2 separate regions of the Homo sapiens genome follow, and region 1 is linked to region 2. Evidence: read pairs that join two places in POLR2A ChIA-PET (ENCODE). Cell type or tissue: MCF 10A. All regions are shown on one strand. Region 1 overlaps IGF1 (insulin like growth factor 1). Region 2 overlaps IGF1 (insulin like growth factor 1).

Evidence for each region. Peaks named below come from ENCODE experiments on the same cell type or tissue, not always from the same donor. Only the 100,000 strongest peaks of a DNase experiment are listed, where the experiment ranks them.
Region 1: POLR2A ChIA-PET joins it to region 2 with 5 read pairs; 2 of 35 experiments call an interaction of 5 or more read pairs at or near these places.

The regions. Positions count from the first base shown.
Region 1 is chr12:102,461,579-102,465,578 of GRCh38, reverse strand. All of the region lies in intron 2 of IGF1 (insulin like growth factor 1), which reads left to right. It overlaps LINC02456 (long intergenic non-protein coding RNA 2456), which reads right to left. Exons shown (of 13, transcript XR_007063427.1): 11 at 1-4,000. Among named protein-coding and RNA genes, the nearest start is that of IGF1, 17 kb to the left of the region's middle. In MCF 10A, no CTCF peak of the experiment used is centred here; a DNase peak (open chromatin) is centred at 2,318.
Region 2 is chr12:102,404,707-102,408,706 of GRCh38, reverse strand. The region is part of intron 3 of IGF1 (insulin like growth factor 1); the gene reads left to right. It overlaps LINC02456 (long intergenic non-protein coding RNA 2456), which reads right to left. Exons shown (of 13, transcript XR_007063427.1): 8 at 1,086-1,219; 9 at 1-375. Among named protein-coding and RNA genes, the nearest start is that of IGF1, 74 kb to the left of the region's middle. In MCF 10A, no CTCF peak of the experiment used is centred here; a DNase peak (open chromatin) is centred at 2,396.

The DNA of each region.
Region 1 (4,000 bases), 57 kb before region 2:
AAAAAGCCTGGTTCAAAGGTAATGACCAAATTTTTCTCCTTTTTTCTTGTGCCTTTCCTATCTGAGTCCTATCACAGTCATTCAATTGCTCAGAAACAGTCAGAAGTTCCCCATTTGGGCCTGACCCAGCTCCCCTACTGAACAGTTCTATGACCTTGGAGAAGTCACTTAACGTCCTTGAGCCTTACATAGCTTATCGTAAAATGGGAATAAAAATACACTTCTGAGTTGTTCTGAGGCTCAGCTGTAGAAGTGCTTTGGAAACGAAGGGCCATCCAAATAGTCACAACTGATGAACTGAATTGGATGCTTTTTGCCTTGTATCCCAAATCATGGCTCACAAATTAGATCAATGCCATGATTTCTGTAAAACCTTAGGCAACAATTATAATCTGGAAAAGTTAATTTGGCAGTGTATCTTCTCAACCTCATTAATTAAAAAAGAAAAGCATGTTGCTGCCTCCTGTTCACATATCACTTTACATTGAGACCACCCAAGAGTTAATTAATGTATCTTCAGAATGCTCACTCAGTATCACTATTTCCTCTCATTGGAAGAAGCAGCAAAGAGATGGGGCCTATCATTTTACCACACTGAGCTTGCTTAAAGACTTTGTTCCCCACGAGGTGATTGGGTAGTCACTGAGAGATATCACATATAGGCAAAAGATTTCTATTCTCTCAAGTCAGCTATTGGTGATTTCTGCTTAGCCTCAAAAAGCAGCATTCAGCAGAGGAAATGTACTCACTAATCAGAAAAAGTATCTTCGCACTCTCAAGTTGTACATCCAAACTGTTTTCTTATCACAGCCTGACTTAGGGGAATTAAATTTTTTTGTTTGAGAATGGCTTTGATGAAATCAAAATTGTGAGTTTTATCACCATATGGACCAGTGACCCTGTGGTTCTTCTATCCCAGGGGCCTCACATCCCATGGCTCCCAGAGACACAACATTTGATGCAGTTGTAACACTTTTGAACCACACAATCAAATACTGGCTACTGCTACTGCTGCTACTGTAAATTTTCATTCTCTCTATTTTATCTTGAGCTTTTTCAGAAGAACACAGACTAAGTTTTAAGGGTTTTCCCCCCTCCTGTTTTTCACAGCATCTAGTATGGAGCACTTAATAAAATTTCTTGATTTGATATTGAAAATGTCATTCCAAAAGCTATTTCCTTCTTCCAGTCCCCAGAATATATACCATGACTTACAATTTGCTACTGACATCATTTTGGATCTGAGATTGAAGATATAGGAGAAAAAAGTCAACAAGTCTACTTGAGATGTCACCTCTTAGGACCCCTTCACCACTGCTCCACTGAAAATGCCTAGCTCAAGATTAAGCTAACTCTAGTCAACAGGTAATTTTCAAAGGCTACTGGACCCTCACCAATAAGGTCTACTTATGAAAGTGAGAACAGAACCTCCACTCAGTTCCTCTCTACTTCTATGTGAGTTATTTAAAAGGAGTAGTGTTGGGCAAGGGAAGGTATGCAACAACTGGTACATCCCTGGCTAAGGTATGAATCACAGCTGGAGCACCAGCCCTTAGAGAACACTACAAGTGGTTTCTATTTGCCAATGCAGAATTGAAAAATTAGAGAGCTAGAAAGAACCATATAGAGCAATCTGATCCAGTGCTCTCACTTCCCAGATGAAAGGACCAAGGTCCAGAAAAAACATGATGTGCATGAGGTCACAAAAGTTGGTCGGAAAAGCTGGAGCTACTGGTCGGAAAGCCAAGGCTACATTTCAGTCACCTCATGCTTGGTCCAGAGCTCTTTGCACAGCTGGACCCTTTAAACTTAACCTCAATAAACTCATATGAGGGTAGTGCTCATAACCACAGTCCATACACTCAAAGTGAACTGCTATGTCATATTCTTCTGGTGTAACACCTCAGAATAGTTTCTAGAAAATTAAGCTCTTAGCCATTCATGAAATCTTCATTTACTAATTTCTACCATCCATCGGATAACATCATGAAGTCTCTTTATCCCAAATCTGATCGACCTGACTGTAGGACTGTGTACCTTAATAAACCCTAGTAGTTTGAGGGATTGGAGGCTTACAAAAGAAATAAAGGAAAAAGCTGATTTTAATTTGAAGTCAAGCCAGCATGTTGCATTGCTCTCTAACTCAGAAGTGACCCCAAACAAAAGGAATTATCGATGTGTTGTCTGTCTTCACACATTCCTAACTTGCTAGTCTTCCACGAAGATCTTCCATGAAGAAGCTTAAATTTTCCTACGTAGTTTGAGTTTTATGTTTCTTTCCATTAAAGTTTCCAGCCGTTCATAGACATATTTAGTTTGGCAGAAGGTAGTGGTGACTCACGGAATGAAGAAATTTGAAGGCAAAGCTACTGAAAATGGATCTAATTTCTTTTTGGGGTAATTTGGGAGCGAGCAATTGATAATTTGTCTAATTTTCCTGGTTTCATCAGCTGCCACACTGCCAAATATATGTTCCATATGGATGCTTTGTTATTCCTGAAACATATAACAAATTTCAGCTGCGACTTTATCTAATATGGTCAAAGGGTAAGACTATTGTTGGCTCATTTTCTCATTGTTTTTGGCTGGACACCCTCAATCAATGGCTATTGAGTGAAAAAACAGGATCATATTGAAACCATTTTCAGCATGTTGCTTCCTATGGATCCAACCATTTCACTGTGAGTTTGTCAAGCACAGCAAATGTTCTCTATTAAAGGGATGACTGTGTTCTCAACATGGATGCGACTGCCAGTTAATTGCATTCACCTTATAATTCCAGTCTCTCAATTTGGTGTAGAGATGGTTTTGGCTCTCCAAAGATTCCTTCTTTTCTGCTGATTCTTACCTCCTAGTATGGAACAGATATTTGAGGATGAATTTTGAGAAGATCAATGACACACATACAATAAGCATCATTTCAGGCTTCCCTTAAGTTAGACAGTCTGTGGGCCCTGAGTCATATGAATCATAAGACTTGTGAAAGGTATTAGTGCCACAAATCTGGCTGGCATTTCTGTAGATTATCGGTGCTTTGCATGCAATTATGAAAATCTCTCTTACCAGATAAGTCAGATGGGGGTTCAGTAACATTGCACAAAAGCATCATGATGTGTAAGCTAAAGACAAAGAAAGGCTTACTTCTGGCTGGTTCTGAAGTAGACACTGGCCACTTAGTGTTTTAAAGTCATTCAGTGGATGATTGGTTTCAATGAATATAAATGATTTTGATCTCCCTCCCCAACACACATATCAAAAACAACAGTAATAATAAAGAACAGAAAAGTCTATCTCTTAGAAAAACCAGATTTGAAAACTGGCTAGGGAAAGTGTTTTGTGGCAAGAAACAATCTCTTGTATCTCTTGTTTACAACGGGCTAATTGGTTTGATTAACAAATTGTCTAAGGGGAATGTATCAATGTTGCTTAGGAAAAACAAAGCTTAGTGTGTGAAAATACACATAGACATAGAGTCTTGCTACTCAAAGAAACCTGAGGGCTTTTTAGAAATGCAGAGTCAGGGGCCCTGACCCCAAACCAATTAAATCAAAATCTGCATTTTAACCCGATACCCACAGGATTTGGATGCGTGTTAAGGTTTGAGAAGCCCCATCTAGAGAATGGCAGGAAGTAAGAGGTACTTGCTAATTCGTGGCTCACATTTGATAAGACAGAGTACAAAAAGATCAACTGTCACTGCAGATTTCAAAAATGATGTTAAGGTCAAACCTGCTTGTGGCCATTAACAATATATATGCTGATTCACTGGTATTTGGTCCAGATTCCCTCAAGTTGGTGGAACCTTTCCTCAGAGGAATGATAGAACTGCTCCAAGGATAACCCCATGGCCTGACCTTCTGTGAACTGGAAATTGGAACTTCTAATTGCTGTAGCTGCAATTTCCAAGCCCATCACTGGGGCCAGGAACTGAGCCCCAGTCCTTAAGATCTTGCCAGTTTCTTTTTCAATAGTTACATTTTTCAAGAACAGCCAAGCAAGA
Region 2 (4,000 bases):
AATGTCCCCACCATACTTGGTCACTGGCTCTTGGGAGGGGCCTGCCCTGTTCCAATCCACTAGAGCCAAAGAAGAGCCGTTGTACTGGCAGGGGGTGGGGGAATTCCTACAACCACATAAAAAGTGGGGTGAGGTTTCCAGAAAAAAACGTGATGCTGGGCTAACCAAAACTGTGTCCAGTAAGTACATATCCCTCACTCTGTTAAAGAAGCAGCCACATAAACAAGGAGTACACGTTTCTCAAAATGTGCACCTTGTTCTTTGGTTTTGAAGTCACATCCCAAAGTGCTGAGTAGATCGCATGACCCTCGCTTTGCCTGGCTGCCAGAGAGGAAAGGCTGATCCAACTCTCCTGGAATTTGAACTTGTGATTCCCTGAAGTAAAGAGATATCAAAGTTGATACTGAGACATCTAAATCATCCTCCACCATTTCACATGTCCCCAGGCCAAGCCAGCAAAATTGCTATAGCACATCCCTTTCAACAGGTAAAGGGCTGATATCTGAGCCCTCTTTCCAATCATCCACTGCTCTTTTCTTCTCATTTTGCCCTTTTTGGGAGCAGGTCAATGCTGAGTTAGTACTTTATGCTGTACAATAAGCTGCTGATATTCCATGCTGGACAGAATTTTCCCAGTATTTTTTATAGAGTGCCAGGCTTTTCCTAGACTTCATGTCATACAATACTTAACTTGTTTGGAGTGGGTGGAGATGGAAACATAGTCTATTGAAAACATCACTGCTTCCTCCCTGAAGTTTAAAGAGCCTATTTTTATCCTTTTAGATTCTATCTCTCAGGCAAAATCTCATAAAGATAAGTGGGGAGGAAAAAAAGGGGGTTATAATACCTAGGGAGTTTGCTTTTGCTAATTGAATACTGTGCTCCTAGACTTCTATAAATACCATTACAAATGGGTCCCAGCTTGTGGTAATACTCACCCTCCTCATTGAGTCTTCTGTCCCATGGCACAGCCTTTCCCTCCAAACTAGCATCTACCCCCATCTGGAAGCATGGGCAGCTCATGATATTATCAACTATTGCTATTGGAAAGTGATTTGGACTTGAAAGCACTAGATATTTTTTACCTCTTGGGGAGGCAGTTTAGCAGAGTGGTTAACTGGTGAGCTCCAGAATCAGAAGGAATAGGTCCAAATTCCAACCACTATTACATCTCCATCATAAGAAATTAGGCAAGTTGTTTATCCTAAGTTTCAGATTCCTTAAAGATAAAACAGTCAAGACAGTAGTACTTATCCCTGAGAGAAGTATAGGAAACAAGAAAATATATGCAATTTACATACATACTACAATCCCCAGCACATGACAAATGTTCAAGTAATGGGAACTGTTATTATTTTAGCCCTTTGTCTATCAGTTTGTTCCTCTGTGACCTCAAGCACATTACTAAATGTTAGCGAGCTTCAGCTTGTACGTGGGACTGACAGGAATAACACCGCATCACCTCATGTGGTGATTGTAAGGATTCAGTGATATTATTTTGTAAACTGTAAAGCCTTTGCAAATGTTAAGCAAGATTATTATTATTGCCGTTGTTATTAGTCCTCAGTGATCTTTTTTTTTTTTTTTTTTTTTTTTTTTTTTTTTTTTTTTTGGAGACAGAGTTTTACTCTGTCGCCAAGGCTGGAATGCAGTGGCACAATCTCAGCTCACTGCAACCTCCGCCTCCTGGGTTCAAGCAATTTTCCTGCCTCAGCCTCCTGAGTAGCTGAAACTACAGGCACACGCCACCACACCAGGCTAATTTTTTGTATTTTTAGTAGAGACGGGGTTTCACCATGTTGGCCAGGCTGGTCTCCAGCTCCTGACCTCAAGTGATCTGCCCACCTCGGCCTCCCAAAGTGCTGGGATTACAGGTGTGAGCCACCACACCTGGCACAGTAATCTTAATTGAAAAGTCTGTGGATAGCTTTCCAAAGGAAAGCTTGGAGCTTGGATAAGAACCAAGAGATAATGGGAGAAGGTGAATGGCCTCTTCAGGGCCTTTTCTAGCACCCTAAATATGCGTGTCTGTCCATAATGGGTAATCATATATATCACAAATCAAACCCTCCACAAACTTATTTCCTAATGTGTTTGTTAACCTTTCCTTCTAAAGGGTAAACTTCTTTAACCAACCCCAGTGAGCTGGAGGATCAATGTTTTCTTAATAGTCTTACCTTCGTTGGTGTCAATAGGAAACAGTATTTACTCACTACTGTTTTCCTTTTAAAAATCTGTCTAGTTGCATACTAGAAACAGTTTCAGCTGGTTTGTTTGTATTGGACAAGCTGCTGAAGTGAAAAGTTTTTGCTTGACTGAATGTGAGACAGTTTCATAACTCTTCAAGAAGTGCACCAAAGGTGGGTGCCAGCTCTGATGACGGCTGCTTCTAACATGCCTCCACTTGCCGCCCATTGTCAAGGGTGGCTGGCGTAATTAAGTTAAGACAATGAGCAAAGCAACAGATGCAACTGAGACCTAGTCCCTGAGTGCTTTTGTTTTGTCACTGTCATTGTCTGCAACAAAGAAGTCACATGTGACAGCCTGGGAAGAGAGCCAAATGCAAACCAGACGATATCCCAGCTGGTTTGAATGGCCTCCACCGTGCACGTGTGTGCATGGGAATCATGCTACTTGGTACAGCATCTGCTTCACTCAAGTGAGTTTCAGCCCATGGCTTTGCTGTGATGCTGAGACAGACCCAGAAGAAACAGACCAGGGAATCCCTCCGCTCAGACTTTACACTTTATACCTTGTGCTTTGAGAGAAAAGAAAAAGAATCTCTCTATTGGAGACAAAAAATAGGATGTATGTGGTTGGTCAATCTAACCTCAATTCTTTTTGCTATAGCCCCCCGCTAATTTAAAGAGTGAAGCATAGATGGTATCTTAATGTTTTCTTGTAGAAATTTGGGATTAATTTGGCTTGAGAGGAAGAATGGAGATTAAACGCTTTATGAGGCTTTCTTTTAATTTGTTCCCATTTCATTCCTGAATATTTTCTTAGTTTGGGCATTGCAGATGTTTAAAGAACTTCTTATTTTGAGCTGGTATGCCTCTTAAACAGAAAAACAAAAGGTAAAATTCAAATTAGTGTGTTTCTCCGCCTGTTAATTAATTTGGTTAGTAGTTAGGCAGAGAGATGGCATCCTTAATAATATCTATTTTGCGGGTTTGATCAGCTACAGACCATCAACAGTGTTGATTGAGAATTGAACAAAAACATTTCAAGGAGTTTGGGAACATTAGGGATGCTATTCTGTGGCCCCATGTGTCCTTCTCTCATTTTTCTAGAGAACTCCTATAAGAAAGCAGAACACGGCCAGGCATGATGGCTCATGCCTGTAATCCCAGCACTTCAGGAGGCTGAGGCAGGCAGATCACCTGAGGTCAGGAGTTCAAGACCAGCCTGGCCAACATGGTGAAACCCTATCTCTATTAAAAATACAAAAAATTAGCTGGGCATGATGGCGCGTGCCTGTAATCCCAGCTACTTGGGAGGCTGAGGCAGGAGAATCACTTGAACTGGGAGGCAAAGGTTGCAGTGAGCCTAGATCACACCACTGCACTCCAGCCTGGGTGACAGAGTGAGACTCCAACTCAAAAAAAAGAAAGAAAGAAAGAAAGAAAGCAGAACCCAATGGAAGATTAAGAACACACATTTAGCTTACGCCTGTAATACCAGCACTTTGGGAGGCCAAGGCGGGTGGATCACAAGGTCAGAAGTTCGAGACCAACCTGGCCAATATGGTGAAACCCCATCTCTACTAAAAAGTACAAAAATTAGCCATGCATGGTGGCAGGCGTCTGTAATCCCAGCTACTACAGAGGCTGAGGCAGGAGAATCACTTGAACCCGGGAGGCAGAGGTTGCAGTGAGCTGAGAACGCGCCACTGCACTCCAGCCTGGGTGACAGAGCGAGACTCCATCTCAAAAAAAAAAAACAACAAAAAAAAACAAAACACAAGTTTACTGGGAACTTAGCAGTAGATGCTTTGCAC